Linked DNA regions of Mus musculus: region 1 is linked to region 2. Evidence: chromatin loops called from intact Hi-C (ENCODE). Cell type or tissue: gastrocnemius. All regions are shown on one strand. Links, peaks and the distances in the headings refer to the core of each region. The heading gives the core; the rest is flanking DNA.

Region 1 (8,542 bases), core at 270-8,269, 110 kb before region 2:
ATTGGGCAGAGACCTCCCGTGAATCACCAGCAGTGACCCAGGTAATAGTGTTCCATATGTAGGCTGGTGTTAACGCCCTCTTTGTACATGATGCTAGGAGTCTCCGTTCCCTACTGGGACAGCATCATCTTTGCTCACATCACCGGACTAAGCACCTCAGGAAAGATCTTGGACAGGCAAACCCATGGCTTCCCCCATCCACAGTGTTCTCCCGGTAGCTCACCCCATGCTCTGGGTCTTTCGAGATGTTTCTGGGGCTAGAAAGAAATCCCGGTGTGATTGTCAACTGCTTGATGAATTGGTCTCACCAGTGATCCGCAAAGAAAGGGCCACTTTCTAAGCGACACTACAGGGAGAGCCTTCCTGCTCACATGCTTCCGATACCTGTTCTCAGGTCTGTCCCTAGAAGCAGAGCTCCACGCTGCTCCCCTGTGTTCTGGGTGGACTTGCCTTCCTAAGGGGAAGGAAGACAGAGGCCACAGAGCAGAATTCCCGACAAGAATGTGGCTTCCACTGAAGGTTGGCTTCAGTCTGACCCCAACAGGAGCTCCTGGAGGGCCAAGTGATGCTACCCAAATTGGCCCTGCCTGAGACAAGGCTTTAACTGACGGCAGTCCGTGATTGGAGAACATCTGCCAGGGAAGGCGGGCTATGTGGGAGAAGTCCCTGGGGAATAGGGGGAGGTGGCAGATTAGAAGCATGTGATCATAATTCATCAATAGCTGGTGTCTCCTGGGCTGGGTAGCTCTGCTCAGAGAAAGGGTCTGGGGCAAGAAGGCGGTACTACAGCAGAGTGCTCACCTTCAGATGGCAGTACTACAGAGTGCTCACCTTCATCCAGAAGCTCCTCTCAAACAAGTCCTCCATGCAGAGAGGAACAGAGCATTCATGAAATGCTCTGAAGTCAGGTCTTGCACCCATGCATTCTACAGGATCCCCCTTCTTTGACCCCAGCACAGGTGTGCAAGCTGACATCAGGCTCTTCCCGCTGAAATCTTCTCAGGCTCACTTTCTGCAGTCTGACCTGTTTCCTCCCGTGGTGATCCTCAAGTTAAGTTTTGTTTAGTGAAACGCAAGGCTATTCAGGATGCTGGGCTAACATCTTCCCGTTGTAATTGAGTAAATATATTATACACAGCTGGGTAGGTGGTTTCCGTGCTGGCCTGGCTGCTATGGTTTCAAGATGGACACCATCTTCTTTAAAACACACTCGGCGGTGAAGGCATTTGTTCCTGGTTTCCCGTGGCGCTCCTCCTCTAGAAAAATGCAGTTACCTGGACATTTCAGAAGCACTTTTCGTACGATACTGAAAGAGTGAAAAAGGAAAGCCCCTTGCCCTCCCCAAACAATGGTTACACAGAGACAACAGTGGGCTGTGCTGAATGCAGCCACGTCAAGGAAGTGCAATAAACGGAGATAGATTGTTCTCCAAGCCTCACTTTATTGGATATTGTAATTGACATATAGTTGTCATTTATAATCATCTGTCCATTCCTGGGAGTTGGGAGCAGTAAAGTTAATTGTGGCGGCTCATTTGCATTAATCTCACCTCTGAAGGGTACAGTAACCCATTAATATCACGTCATGATGAATTATCGCAAATAACATTGAGCATATTGATTAATGATCTCTGAGATTTGTATCTCGTTAAAACATTTTGTTAGCTCTTTAAACTTTTAAGCCAATAACCCTTGTGTGTAGGAGGAGCCTGGGGATCATCCGAGGGGTGCTGTGTGCGTGGAGGTGTGCAATCGGGGGTCACCGGTTCACGGAATCAGCCGGCCTGCTTCCCTTTGATTATTTATTCTTTGCTTTGGGACATCAAGGACTTTTTTCAGGGTAACTTTCTTGCGTGCTTCCATGGTCGGTGCTTTCTTTAGAACAGCATCTTCTTTGATTGTAAAGAGACTCTCATTGTTAAAGGATTGTAGTAAGATTTTCACTTTATTATTATTTTGTGTGCATGTGTGCATGCACGTGTGTGTTGTGTACATGTTCAATTGAATGTGCTCGTGTGGGGCTATACATATAGAAGCTACAGGTTGACATCAAGTGTCTTTCTTAATCTTTCTCCACCCTACTTTTCATTCTGTCTGCCTGTCTGTCTGCCTGCCTGTCTGCCTGTCTGTCTGTCTGCCTGCCTGCCTGCTTACCTACCTACCTATGAACTAACCGGGACTTTCATGACCCAGAACTCATCTCTTTGGCTAGACCAGCTGGGCATCAGGCTCCAGGGATGCCCCTGTTTCATCCTTCTCCACTCTCCGCACTGGGATTGCAGATCTGTGCCACCTCCCACAGCCTTCATGCTGGCTACAGGCTCAGGTCCCCATGCTGGTGCAGCAGGCAGGCTAACCAGTGTGCCATTCCCCTAGCTCAGGGAGCGTTTGGGAGCCACCCATTGTGGCTTTTATGTCTCTTAGCCGCTTGGATACGTCTGCTACCTTAAAGTTCACCATTATTCTTTTTCCTCTATGGCAGTATTTTCAAACATGAGTGTTAACATAAACATACATCCTGTACAGGATGGGTTGCTCGAATGAAATACTGTGATTTTTTTTTTTTTTTTTTAGATACTGCTCGCTTAGACACCCAGAGAGTTTAGGTGATTCAAGATTTCATCTCTCAAACAAACAACCACCAACCAACACAAAAAACACTAAAACCAAAAGAAAACAAAACATGAATCCTCATATTTGCCACATGTATACTATGTACCCATTAATAAAATAATAATGAAGTCTTATCAAAAGTCATTTGCAGGTGCTGGAGGGAGACATCAGAAGGTAAAAATGTTTGCCGTACAAGCGTTAAGACGTGAGTTCGATCCCAGAACTCACATAAAAAGTTCTGGGGGAGAGATGGCATGCGTTTGTAATTCCAGAGCTGGAGAGCTGGAAATGGAAAAATCCCTTGGGCTCCCCACTCAGGCAAGTCTAGCCTCACTAGTGAGCTCCTGGCCAGTGAGAAATCCTATATTAACAGAGGCAGATGGATTCCTGAGGATGACGCAGGACATTGTCCCTTACCTCTCCCCACACACGAGTGAGTACACAAGTGTTCTCGCGTGCACTGGACCAGACACTCACATTTGTAGTAAAACAAAAGACAAGGCCCTCCACATGGTTTCCTGGCACACGTTTAAATGTGGGAGTCACTGTAGAGAAAAGTCAGCCTGTAACTTGAGTTACTAAGCTTTGCTCTAATATGTTTTTTTTCCTTCATTGGTTGCAAATGCGATCCAGTCCTCAGTCTTACAAACACGTATAATTCTGTTGAAGTTAGTATTCTGCTTATTTTCTCAAGGTGGTGTTTATTGGAATTTTAAACCCAGCCTCCTGGGCTAACTCTTTAAAGAGTGTGGAATTAACCCTCCTGAGTGAAGAATGCTGGGAAGACAAGGTCACAACTGTCCACCCCGGCTGGGGGTTCCACAGAAAGGGGACAGGTTTGGAGAGAGACAAAGGACCACTGCTCCTGCTGGCCTACAGACCCCAGCCCGGGGCCCATCAGTCCTCCACGAGGGAAGGACTGTTACCTCAGTGACATATTAACGGTCACTCTTTGAAGTGGATCTGACTGCCCCAGTTCACAGTCTAAATACCACGGGGAAAGGGTCACATTCACGCTGTGTCCGCACCTTGCGTTAGTAGGTGAGGACAGTCCTAACACACTCCAGGACACCTGTTTTGATGGGGCAGCCCTAAAACCGTAATCTGCCCAGATGTGCAGCAGTCTCCAGGCGTAACTAGCTGAGGACGGGGTGTCCTGCTTACTTTAAGAGCTCCCTCCATTGCCTGCTTTGTCAGGGCTGTCCTGTTCCTCACCCCACTGAGTCCTTTAAGATCAGTGTTTTCAAATCAAAGAAGCTTTTCTGTCTCCCAGGATAGTGTCTTGTAAAGCCAATCTCTTTATTACTTCCCCAGTTTAAGCCTTTATTACTTGCGATCCAAAGCCTGCTAGTGAATTATGCATTTCAGAGCTCCGGGTATCTTCTCAGCCCACTCTTCCTCTACCTTTTGGGGGGTCCAAAATAAAAACACAAACCCACCTCACGGTGAGCTTGAGGTGGGCGCCTTTCCATCCACAGCATTAATCCTTTTTTTTTTTTAAATCTGCTAACGGAAATATTTCCATTCCTCTCATTAATCAATTGAGATTTTCATTCCCTTGTTTTGTAAAAGCTGTTACAATAAATACTTTTTTTTTTTCACAAGGCGAAAATCCAAGAGATGGATGCAGCCAGCGTAATTAATTGCACCCGGTTACAGGAGATCAGCAAGTTTGTGAGATTCGCATGCTGCTCTGCCATATGGTTGCCCAGTAGGCGAAAAATTTGATTAATGTTTTGAAGTGGATTTTTTTCAGCAAATATTACGGCCCCAGATGAGGTGTTTTCCCCCCTCCTTCTCACTTTCTAGTATTGTTAGACTTAGCGGAAGGAACCGATCCTCTGATTTAAAAGCGTAATAACATTGTGATTCACCGAAACCTTAACAGGCAATCAAACTGACAGTCCTTCTGTCTCTCGTGAATACAGAAAAATAGTCCATTATGTCTTTGTTTGGTAATTAAGTGAAATGTGAGCATTGCCTTCTAGAACTTGATTCTTCCCCCAAATGAAATAATACACGCATTTCCGGCATGATTTATAAGTTGCGTATTTGCAAGGACTTTTAAAACTAAAAGCAAACAACAGAAGATAATAAAAAATAAAAATAGACCAGGGAAAAATGCCACCAATGAAACCATCCTGTTATTATTCGGTAGCTATCAAAGGAAAGCCAAATTTACCTGCAGTTGGCTGCCCTAAAGTATGTTACTTTCATGAGCGCTTCTGTTCTTATTTACTTATTTATTTATTTTTATTATGTTTGAAACTAGGACGGCCACGTATATCACTGGTCCATTTCACTACCAGGTTCCTGAACTCCATCACTTCCACATGGGGGTCATGCTCTGAGTTTTCTCCTGAGTGAGAACAAGGATTGATCCTTTATAATGCAATAGGACAGGATGTGGCCATCTGACTTTGGCATCCATTCAAAAAGGAGAAGGAGGAAGAGGAGGGAGGAGGAGAAGGAGGAAGAAGAAAAGAAAGAAAGGAAGAAAGAAAGAAGAAAGAAAAAGAATAGAGAGAAAGAAAGAGAGAGAAAGTGAGAGAAAAACATGCAATTTTAAAAACTATGTGGACTGGCTGGGAGTTCTTTAAATAAAATCAAACATGTCTCCACATGTTTGAGTGAGACTTGATGTCCCAGACTTCTCTGCTGGGGTTGTCAACGTTTCTCCTCTTCAAGGGTTTTCCTTTGCTTCTTGAAACAGTGTCTTACTCTGCATCCCCTGCTTACTTGAACTCACAGCAATTCCCCTGCTTCAGCCTCCAGAGCGCTGTGATCACAGGTGTCTTTAACTGGTTAAGCCCTGACTGTTGAGCTACCATCCAGCCTAAAGTCCCTGCCAGGGTCAGAGTCTGGATCTCTGACCTCTGACCAGGTGTGAGCCCATTTCTGAGTCTTTGAAGTCAAGCAGAAGTCTCCATCTTCTGTATCCACAAAGCACTGTAACTCCTTCTATCCCTCTGCCCTTTAGAGAGGCTGTTCACAGGGCACCTCTGTTGGACACAGTAGCAGTCTGCTGTCCCCCTGCAGGCATCCCTGGGCTCTTCACTCAGATGACCGTTTTTCCATTTAGTAACAGTAGCAATTTAAAGACTCTGAAGGTGCCTCCCTTCTCATGGCCTGCCAAGACACCGGAGCAGTCACAGGGGCAAGGACAGGACCACTTAAAATCCCCCCACAACACCCAGCTTTTGAAACTAGCTGAATCAAACCTTCAGGCAAAAAGGCTTCTTTTGGCATATATATATAGATACAGATAGATAGATAGATAGATAGATAGATAGATAGATAGATAGATTCTAGAGGACTGGGTGTTGGATCTGTTTTCTATTTTTTTTTTTTTAGAAAAAGTGGCTAAGGTCAGTGGAGTCACATTTACCTACAAAAGAATGAAGTGTTTGAGTCCTGGTTGGTTTTTAATAATGCCTGCAGGAAGGCATCCAAGCAGCCTGCTTTCTTAAATTTGAACCCTTAACTCTCCCATAATACAGCAGTTTTGGAAATATTTACAATAATCGTTTCCCTTGAGACTTAGCTAATTTTCCCTTTTTGATACAGCTGTTCTAAGTGACTATTTTCACTCTGCATTTTAACACACATAATACAGTACATATCATAAAGAAATACTACTTTCTTCCCCATTCTATGTAGTTTGTGTGGTCACCTCTAATTATTCCCTGGGCACTTTTTTTAATGAAAAGAGTAAAGAGTTTTTAATTTTTATTTAATATGGCAGGTGAAACACGGACAATATATGATCGGTTGGCAGGAGACAGTGTGTTGAATTATTTATGAGTTTACTTCCCCCCCCCCCTGCCCCTTCAACAGCAGGTACATATAGGAAATTCATTACCAGGCCTGGGACAGATACTGCGGAGGCTTTGATGAACGTCGTGCTTTATAAGTATCAGAAATGATGTCCTAGTTTGGTGTAGGTGGTTTGGGTTTTGTTGTGATGATGGTTGTGACTTTTGTTTGAATGCAGTTTGTGCAGAATGAGCAAGCCAAGCTACGTTGCAGTTTTCTCTGCAAAAAAGGAATATGTTCCGTACCCCATCTTTTGTTAGAATTGTGTTGTACCTGCTGCGTGGTGATTTTTGCCCCTTTGTTCTCTAGAGGGGCCCAATATAAATGTAACACCTCCCTTTGTGTCAAGTTGAAGTTTCCTAGGAGTAACCCCTTTAGAACAAACTAAGCCAGAGAATATCATTCCTTTATATGTTCCTTCTTCTATATGAACTGACCATTGGAATCATGAGGTATTATATCTCATCGGTATTTCCTTACAAGAATAGACTCATTTATATTTAAGCATCTGTCAGGAAGGTGAGAGCCACTACATTCTCCTAATTGGGGGTAAAATCCAGACAAATTTAGGGAAACAATTATCATCTCAAGAATTGGAAGAGCAAAAAGAAAACTAACGCAGGGGAGGGGAGGAGGTCCTGGGTGCTTGGGATTATACAGTGTTGCCATGCAGAAGTAATGTACTGCCCAGCAGGAAGGCTCCACTTCTTCTCATGAACTCAAAAGGAAGACAAGGCATGCCTGCAAGCTGGCAGGGAGAGTCGGGGCACAGGCTGCCGCAGCAAAACTTTTGCCACAATGTTTCTTCCTAGCTTTGGAATGCCATCTTTGTCAAAAGTGAATGCAGGAGAGTTAATGTGTTTCCTATTTTCCTCTCTCTCTCTCTCTCTCTCTCTCTCTCTCTCTCTCTCTCTCTCTCTCTCGTGTGTGTGTGTGTGTGTGTGTGTGTGTGTGTGTGTGTGTGTGTGTGAGAGAGAGAGAGAGAGAGAGAGAGAATTTGTTTTCAAGATGCTAACTTGGCAATAAATAAATAAATAAAACTTTCGCAAAGGAAAGTAGTTTTTGGAGAACCCAAGAAGGCACACCCTAAAGGGGTTCTGTAAAGGGAAGCATGTGAGATGCTTTCACGGCAGGGGTCCACACATTTATTTCAATGAATTTCTGCGGAGGAAAAGGGGAAAGAGGGGGTGAGTGGACGATGGAGCAGAGGGAAGGAACAGAGTAGTGACTTCCTGAGCAAAGGTCAGGGAAAGAGGCCCAGCCATTCACTTGCAGATCAGAGTTCTGAAATGAAGCTGTTTTCTTGCCAACGTTGCTTGTGAGCACATCCTCACGAAATCTTTCTCTTATGCCAGCTGGAATCATGTGATATTTTCTCCAAAGCTCGGAGTAAAATATTACAGGTTGTATACAGAGAACTGATTTTCTTCATGGCAGGTGTTGTTTTTTGTTTTTTTGTTTTTTTTTGTTTTTTTCTTTTTTTAAAAAATTCTACCAGCCAGAGTGTGAGTCACCCCGTCGCAGATTTGAGAAAACTCGGTGACATTTCCAATCGTCACTTTCTTTTTCTTTCCCTGAAGAATGAGGTCAGCTGTGTTTCATTTATAATCCCCAGGACATCAGCTCACAGATTCAGTGCAAGGTTATAAACATCGCTTTATTAAATTTGTAACAGGGAATCGCCTCGCTGGCCCGTTTATACATTTTCATCTCTCTGTATTCTTTCCCCTTGTGCGTGTTGTACTAACTGAAGGATCTCGCCAGCACACTCCTCTTGGGTCTCTACACCTGAAGTTTTCTCCAAGGTCCCAGATTTGACCAAACAAAGCACGATTGGCCTTGCGGACCCCCACATACTCACAAAGCAGACATGTCAATATCTGCCCACGTGTTTATTTGTAATTAAAGCCCAGGCACTCTAGAATGGCTTTCTCATTAATCTGGAAACGCAGCTTCGTTTCCTGGTGAGTGATGGATGTCAGCCTGCTTCGTGCTGCCTCTGAGAGAAGATTGTTCCTGCCGCAGCGTGACCCAGGAAACGTTACCATAGGGCTCTCGTCTCGACCCGCCCTAACTTCTGTTGTTCGGTAAATCTGTCAGAAGGGTCTGAGGGG
Region 2 (8,542 bases), core at 178-8,177:
CAAACCAGGGTCCTCTACAATGCGCAAAGTTAACATAATGAAGCCAAGTGTGGAGGAACCTTAAACAACTATGATAATATCTAGAACATTCTTTCTTGGTTGTTTCTTACGATCTGTGTTTTGTAAGACAGTTTCCTTTTTATTTATTTTTCTTCCTTTTCTGACTAAGAGAAAGGCAGGTATAACTGAAGCACACAGCTGGTGTTTAATGGCTCTGTCAGACTCTATTATAAAACATCACTTAGTTACTTTGATTTGTGAGTATCCATGCCATGCCTGTACTCAAAAAATGGTAGACTCAGCCAGAACCCGTTTCTGGCTTTGTTTACATTTAATTTTTACACACGAAAGACTTCTGATGGCACCTCACCAAGGTTACAACCCTTTTATGATCATTAATTTTTAATCTGGAAAAGAGTCTTAGAGGCAAGATGGCTCGTCTGTATTAACTTGGATGCTCAAATGGAAACACACAGATCTCTTACATTTGGCTAAAATAATCAGGAAAACCCTGCCAAAGGTTAGGAATGTGATGTTGTTTCCCCAATGCAGTCACCTTTTATCTAAAGCTTGTTTCTATTTAATTATCCTTGAAGATGGTTGAAGATCTTGAGTGCACACACACACACACACACACACACACACACACACACACAGAGAGAGAGAGAGAGAGAGAGAGAGAGAGAGAGAGAGAGAGAGAGAATGAGAGAGAGAGAATGAGAGAGAGATATTTCGACTTTTGATTTCATACCTTTCATTGAAACTCAGCCTAGTTGGAACTCATGATAGCACAGGCTAGCCCCAAGTTCAGGGTGACTGCCCTGCCTGAGCTTTTTGATTGCAGCTACAGGCTTGAAGTATATATTTGGAGGTTCAGTGAACCTTGGGTTTATTTTGCCTACTGAAGTTGTGGGTGTAGGTTTCTCCTTCCTCGTTGGATCAAAGTAATTGGCCGTGTGTTAAGTCACCATCTGCATTTAGGGGACATGATTGTGAGGTACTCTAGATCAGATCCCTATAGGTCGGTCAGACTTCAAACAAACCCCAAAGCCCTGTGAGAAGCCGAATCGTTGGTGCTCCACTTCATGCTCTTTGTTTCCTAGATTTACAGATATTAATGACTCCTCCGGGAAACTTGACCTCAGCCGCCTGTCTCCACCGAGGAGCGACTACTGGGCCATGCTGGCTTATAACAGATCTAAACTCTGCAATATCCTCTTCTCCAATGAACTGCACCGTCGCCTCTCCCCGCGCGGGGTCACATCCAACGCAGTGCACCCTGGGAACATGATGTACTCAGCCATCCATCGCAACTCATGGGTGTACAAGCTGCTGTTCACCTTGGCCAGGCCGTTCACCAAGTCCATGGTAAGTGTGCGGCTTCTGGAACCGCCCAGATGCCTTCAGTCGCCGTCACAGAAGGGCCTGGAAACCCAGACCCACATGTCTAGTTGTGATGTCATTGTCACCGGCTGTGGTGGGCCTGGGATTGAGTACACAGCATCTAGCCTGTTCATTCATTAGCAAAAGCTCTTCAATACTTCCGTCACGTTTAGATTGTGTCTGTTGCTCTACCATAGTCTTGGCTTGGATAATAGATGCTGGTTGTCAGTGTTAGGTGGAGAACACCTGAAAACCTTGGAGGTTTGGGGTGAGGGACACAATAATGGTTTGTTTTCTCTCAATGTGATTTCTGCTTTGATTCACAAACTACTGCAAAATAGAACTTGCTACGTGTGCTGTGTGTTAGTTGCAAATGTGGATTCGGGAGTGTTAGTAGGCACTTTTCTTCTTGGTTCAGTGAGGTTTTTGTATCGGATGTTCTAGATGCTTCTTATAATGGAGGTCTGGGTATAGCTCCTTCCTGGAGAAGGCTTTGTGGCTAGAGTGTGGTTTATCCTTCATATCCCTGAAGACAAATCTCTTGGAGGAATCTCACCGCTGCGGTTAGAACTGAAGTATTCACAAAGCTGAATATGAAGGTTTTACATATTTGTCGGTTGTTTTATCAATGGTGTGTGAAAGCTTTTCTGTGAATCCATTAGCCCAGTGTTACTTGAATATAGAAGTGCATGTTGCACAGCATCCTCGGTCAGTCGCCCTTCTGAGCTCGGGGCCAGGGAAATGGCTTAGTGGGATAAGCGTGTTCTGAACAAGAATTAAGAACTAGATTCAGACCCCCAGAAGACAGATGAAAGCTGGGAGTAGCTTTATGTGTTTGCAACCTCAATGTTAGGGTTCCATGATTGGATCTCTCAGGGCCTGAAGTTCCAGGTGCAGTGAGAAGTCTGCTGATAGGTAGATAGATAGATAGATAGATAGATAGATAGATAGATAGATAGATAGATAGATAGCTCATAGATACAGTAGAGGGTGTTAAAAGAAGAACCCAACATCTACCTCAGACATATGTAAAAATAACTTTTATTTGCCTGAAGTAATTGTCATCTCTGAGTCTTACTGCCTCTGTCTGCTAACCTATACCTCGTCCTGGAAGCTTCTAACCTCTGTACAATCCTATCTAGGCCTAGAATGTTTTCAGCCTCTGAGACTTGCTGCTGAATCCGCTGACCTCTGACTTGTTCTTTCTGAGCTCTGGCTCAAATTCCTTTCCCTGTAGGCTGATTCAATCTGGATTCTCTTGGTGTCCTACTGAAGTGCTCTGCTTGGCCTCATATTGACCGTGTCATTCTGCTCTAATCTTCTGGCTCCTTCTCATCCTCTGGCTCGTTCTGTCTTCACCTGTGTCTAGCTTGTTCTCTCTCTGCAATCTGACTCTGTACAACTGTCTGGTAAAACTGCCTCCTGTCTTCTTTCTTTCTTTGCACTGCCCCCAAAGTAGCTTTCCCTTTCCTCTCTTTTCTTGTGAGAGTTGGCCATAGTCTGTTCTGTCAAATCTTTTTCTGATTTGTCACTTTGTCTGCCACTCAACTAGACATCGCTTTCAGGCATGGTACTTTAACTAACTTTGCTTTCATTGTTTAAGATTAAAGGTGTCCACTAAAGGCTTGTCTGTATTCCAGCTAGAGGGATTAAAGGTGTGTACTCAGGCTGAGCCACACCACCACTAGAAATAGCGTTTTCTAGTAAACAGCACAATCTTGGGTTTTATGATGTGGTCAAATATCCTGCAGCGGATTTATATACATGAACCCATTGGTGTGCACACCACCACACACATACATACATACATACATACATACATATGAATGTTCCACAAATACACACATGAGATAAATAATAAAAGTATTTTCCTTTGAACTTATAGATCCTTGGCAGTTACTGGTGCTGTTTTTTTAAATGATCAAAATTGGGTCTTTAGGCATATAAGTCCAGCTATCCTTCTGGTGGTGGCAAGGACAGCCATCGGCTGCCTGGCACAGTAGAACAACTGGCTCTCCTTAGCATTTCTCCTAATCAAGTTCCAGTGTTTCCTGTGGCCATCAAGACAAGGTAGGGAATTTGTCTCAAGCATCCTATCCTGCCACGTTATACCTCAAATAACGGACTCCAGAACAGAGGATTTGTCTAGTGGTCACCATCTGGCCATTGTCCACATATAGTAATTGAGACCTTGATATATGTTGTACAGCTGGGGAAATTCTGAATTCTGTTCAGTTTCAGTTTCAGTAGTCATACATGTCATGTACAGGGTGCTGTGTATAGCACCTTTTTTTTCCCTTGTCCTTAGTTTCTTTCGATTCTGTGAGCAGTACCTGAGTGTAGAAAGTTCTCGTGCCTCAATGTAGATGACAGATATAACAGGGGACATGGGCTAAAATTGATAATAAGTGAAATAATTCTATTTGCTGTGACTATAGTGATTTTAGTATGATAAATAGGGAATCTGCTGGTGGGTATAGGAGGAGGTTGATGTCTCTGTCTCTACCTTGATCACTCCAGGAGTAAGATTCCTGGCAAGACAGGAAAATGGCGTAGGAGAACCTGAGGCGGTGGCCTCAGACCTATCTATCTGGTCTCGAGGCAACCCTAGTGACTGCGAGTTTCCATTCTCCTATTCCTGATTAACTAGGAAGCAGGACTTGATATCTCATCAGCACACATTAGCTACGGCTGTTGACTGTTTTTCTTTGTTTGTATGTGGTTGTTTTTGAGCCAGGGTCTCACTATGTAGGCCTGGCGAGCATTCTGAGTGCCAGGATTCCAACCCTAGGTGTAGAGATTAACAACATCGTGGGGCACAGAGTCTTGTTTAGGTCCTCTTTGATATCAGTGACCTGTCTAAATGGCCGGTGGTACTTTGCCATTGAGTTCCATATTGTTGGGTTCTTCAGACGGGAGGATGGAGCTCAAGAGGAGGGAGGAGGGAGTTTTGGAGGAAGGAATATGGAGTTCCAGGAGGAGGGAGCTCATGATGAGGGAGGAGAGCAGAGGGAGCCCAGGAGAAAGGAGAAGAGAAGACGCCCATATACTTCTCTAGGCTAGGACTCCATTTGTCCTTCAGAGTTCCTTCCCCATCTCACCTTGCTAAAAGCATTCTTCCCTGTGGCATGGGCATAGCTTGGGTATACTCTCCATTGTACAAGGCCCAGGAAAGAAGAAATACCACCCTGCCTGGCGCTCAGGAAGCCCAGCCCCCCTCCTCCCTGCAGCCAGCCCCTGTAAGCATTAAACAGCAGTGTTTTAATATCAACGTCCCTTCTTTATTTGCTGTGACTCGCTGTGACTATGGTGATTTTAGTTACCGTAATTAGGTCACCCTTCATGGAGTCGGGCTATTTTAAGTGGCTCTTTAAGGACTATTGTTGCAGATCAGTAATTTTACAATTGGATGCTCTCGTGCAACTTTATTAAATGTAATATGTCTTTTAAATGTTGCCCTTTTACAGTTATACGTTTCTAATTGTTGCTGTAAATGCATTATCACTTTGAAATTAATTAATTTTTGCATTTGGGCATCCTGCAGTATAATAATCACTAATGAGAAACTCACGGGGACTAATTCTTAGCACAGTGCCCCCTACCGGCAAGGTCATGTCTCTGCCGCCCTCTTCCTCCAGAGGGCCACAGGACAAGTGTCCTAGGAGTTCTGGGAGAGGTGATTATTCCTCCCGCCTCGAATTTATGATAACATAAAAAGAATGAGCAAAATGGAAATACGCTGTTTTAAATGTTGTTTAAACCAAGATTTTTTTTTTTTACCAGTAGCAGTCCCTAAAATGTCTTAAAGGAAACCAAAGTTTGCTGAGAGTGTTCGCATGATGAAGTCACATCACCAAGGAGTTTTGTGTTGACACCTCTGCCTCTAAACTGCGTTTTATGTATAGTAATGTGTGTGCCAGATGTTAGCATACATGATACGGCAAGGTGTGCAAATGACATCATATCAGTATAAACCTGACCTGTGCTGTTACCTAACGGCGTAAGAGATTTACCAGGGTGGTTATGGCTATTGGTGTGTGCTGTCTCGTTTGAGAGCTTCGAAGCTCTCAGCTGAGGGGCACCTTGGCAACTTGCACCTGACCTCGAGACACCTCAGGTATCTATCTGCCTGTTTTATTTTTCCCTCACAACACTTCTGCAGGGTCAGAATGAATTGCATCTGTGCCAGGAAAAGCCTACCTAGCCTGTTCAAGAAAATGCCATCCTCGCCTCCAGAGCCTTCGCCAACTCCTTCCAGCTCCATTTCCTTAGTCAAACACACCGTAGCGCCCCTGCCATGTGTGTCTGATTGTGTCGTTATGTTTCCTCTTTAAAGCATTTGACAGCACCTTCTTGACCCACTCCCCTCTTTTTTTTTCCACATTAGTTTTGAACGCTGGTAAACAACCTCCTTGCCAGAGGTCTCAGGGCCAAGCCAGCCCTCTATGGCTCCGAGTGTAAATTTCAAGTTGAGCACAGTCACGTGCCTTGAAGGGTGTTTGGAGCAACCAAATATTTGTGTTGGCAGGTAACTGTCGGAAAGAATATCATGTGTTGGGGTAACAAGAGCTTAGCAGATGTTTTAGGGAACTGTGTTTTCATATCAGTTCACTTTTTTTTTTTAAAATGGCTTGAGTTTGTAGATCTTCTGAAAGGATTGGGTTTCTCTTCCTGTAGCCATGAAAAGGCTGCCATTGTAAGGAGCCCTAACAGATGTGTGGCTACCCGGCTAATGGATGGGCCTGCAATGCTAGGTCCCGTTGCAGAGCTATAAATTACAAGCAGAGAAAGCACAACATAGCGTTCTCCTAACCTTACGCAGTGCCAAGCTGGGTAACTCTGCCCTTGGATAACCCGCGGCCTGGTGATTTATAGTCGTACAACTTTAAAGCATAATGAAGGGCCTAATAAATGTTGATTTGTTCTTTAAATTACTATTTTTAACAAAATACATCCCTCAAAGGCCTGTAGCTGGCTACTCTGAAGGTGCATTCAAGGACCCACCTCATGTCTGAATCCTTATTGGTATATTGGCGTGCCCCATACAAGGAGAGACAGGACTAACAGGGACTTTCCAGTTTCTCTCTCTCTCTCTCTCTCTCTCTCTCTCTCTCTCTCTCTCTCTCTCCCTCCCTCCCTCCCTCCCTCCCTCCCTCCCTCCCTCTCTCTCTCTCTCTCTCTCTCTTTCTTTCTTTCTTTCTTTCTTTCTTTCTTTCTTTTTTTCTTTCTTTCTTTCTTTCTTTCTTTCTTTCTTTCTTTCTTTCTTTCTTTTCAGTTGAGAAAAGAAAACACACCCTGCAACATGGAAACCCATATTCCTTGTTGATCACAGTATTTTGAGCCTTCCAAGCATGGGTGGAATTCGCTGATTTCTGTGTTCCCCCAAGCCGAGGTATGGCAGGAAAGTAGACTTTGGGGACCTCTGCGGCCGGGCCACACATGAGCTTTCTCACCACGGCTTCTCCAGAGGCTCAGCTCTCCTCTTACAGAGGGCTACCTCCCTGCAGCCTTCTTACCTGAAGGTGATCATTATTAGCTTAGGGCTCATTAGTCAGCTTTCCATTCTGCCCAGAGCTTTAAAGTGTGTGGCGTTTGCTTAGTCCCAAGGCCCGGGCATGTGGCGGGTTTCACAAGAGCCAAGAACTTGGAATCTTTAGGCAGTTGTTTTAAAGTTTCGTTCCCCTGCTTCTCTTCAGTCGTTTTGTAATAATTCAACCTGCCTTGGGTCAAATGTCTGTATCCGTGCGGTGACTATGAGCTGTGAGCTCCTAATTCACATGGAAAGATGGTTGGAATAAGATCTAGGGGGTCTTCTTTAATTTTTTTCGTAGATTCTGTAACCCTGAGGCATCCAGAGGTATGCTTGGTCCCTCAAGTGGGAAGTGCCTTTCAAGGCTGTCTCGGCTTTCACTTCATGCTTCCGAAGTGGCTGCAGGAGTGGTGATCACTGCGTCCTGAACACATTCTGAAAGCAAAGTGGGGCCGTATCATTCTCCACCCCTTAGCTCTTTCTCCATAAGAAGAGGATTCTGACTCTGAGCTGCTCTGTGAGTCATCTTTCCCTGCTCCCACTCTCCGAAATTAAGTCGATCGTCCCTGTTCCTGGCGGATGGATGATGGGAGGCTAACAAAACACAGAAGTGACTTTTTGTAAAATAGAAGAATCAGCCATCCAGTGGCTTAGACTGTCTACCCACAGTGTGGCCACGAGAACATATGAGAATTAATCAGAGGGTACCTGGGTTCTCGGTTCCACATGACCAGCCCCAGCTCTAGTCAGCCCAGCCATGCGTTCTTTCCTAATAAATTTTTCATTCTAGAATATTCCATCTTTTCCGCTCTTATCCACTCTGCTCTCCCCGGAAGCATTCCAGGTCTCTCAGATTAGAACAAGGGTTTTGTCACATGATGTCATAAAAAAAAAAAAAAAGAAATTCAGGAAGTACCCGGAGCCCCTCAAAAGCACAGGCTCCACTCTGACTAAAGGGCCAGGGTCCAAACAGTTCTAGTTCCCAACCTTTCCACAGCTGTGACCTCAGAAGAGAGTCCCTGTGTGCTTTCATTTGATATTCAAACATGGCAACACTGTACGTCATTGTAAAGGAAAGAATGCTGTGTGCTTATGCAGGAGGGTCAGTAGTGGGCTCTTTGCCGCTAGTCTCCCTGAGGTGGGGAAGGATTGCAGTTCAGAGTGTGTAAGAAATGGTGAGGCCAGGTCTCACAGCCTCAGCGTATCCAGGGTAGCTAGGGTCAGAGCCAAAAGCCCCCAGGCACTTGGCTCCAAGCCACAGCAATGGATTCCCTCAGAAAAGCATGTTTGGAAGGAAGATTATTCATTTTGAGATCTGGAGAGCTCTAGAACTGTTAGGGAATATTCTAGAGTTAGGCGACTCTAGAAATACCAGCTCCCCTCTGTCCTAACTCATGAGCAAGTTTCCTACCTTCATTAAGACTCTCGTGAAATACCAGGACTTGTGCCCACCTTATGGACTTATGGACTGCACTGAGGAAATGAAGGGCAGCAAGCATTTATAGATACTTGATAACCATCACTGCCCTGTTGTGAGAATCTGGCCTTGTGAAGGTTTCATGTCAGCTGCATATGGAAACTCGCTGTGTTATCTTCGGTCCACATCACTGTGATTAACCTAGATGGCAT

Evidence for each region. A loop is a pair of places that touch in the nucleus more often than their neighbours do. Peaks named below come from ENCODE experiments on the same cell type or tissue, not always from the same donor. Only the 100,000 strongest peaks of a DNase experiment are listed, where the experiment ranks them.
Region 1: it touches region 2 in a loop (1.8-fold over the local background); 2 of 42 quality-filtered maps call a loop at or near these places.

Annotation. Positions count from the first base shown.
Region 1 is chr8:114,596,080-114,604,621 of GRCm38, forward strand. The region is part of intron 5 of Wwox (WW domain-containing oxidoreductase); the gene reads left to right. Gm16116 (a long non-coding RNA gene) reads right to left here and starts at 591. Exons shown (of 3, transcript XR_388058.3): 1 at 1-591. In gastrocnemius, for the core only: no CTCF peak of the experiment used is centred there; DNase peaks (open chromatin) are centred at 4,291 and 7,136; H3K4me3 peaks cover 603 bases; H3K27ac peaks cover 651 bases.
Region 2 is chr8:114,710,884-114,719,425 of GRCm38, forward strand. It overlaps Wwox (WW domain-containing oxidoreductase), which reads left to right. Exons shown (of 9, transcript NM_019573.3): 8 at 1,104-1,368. Among named protein-coding and RNA genes, the nearest start is that of Gm16118, 7.0 kb to the left of the region's middle. In gastrocnemius, for the core only: a CTCF peak has its summit at 4,993 (motif pointing left); DNase peaks (open chromatin) are centred at 4,983 and 8,148; H3K27ac peaks cover 1,413 bases.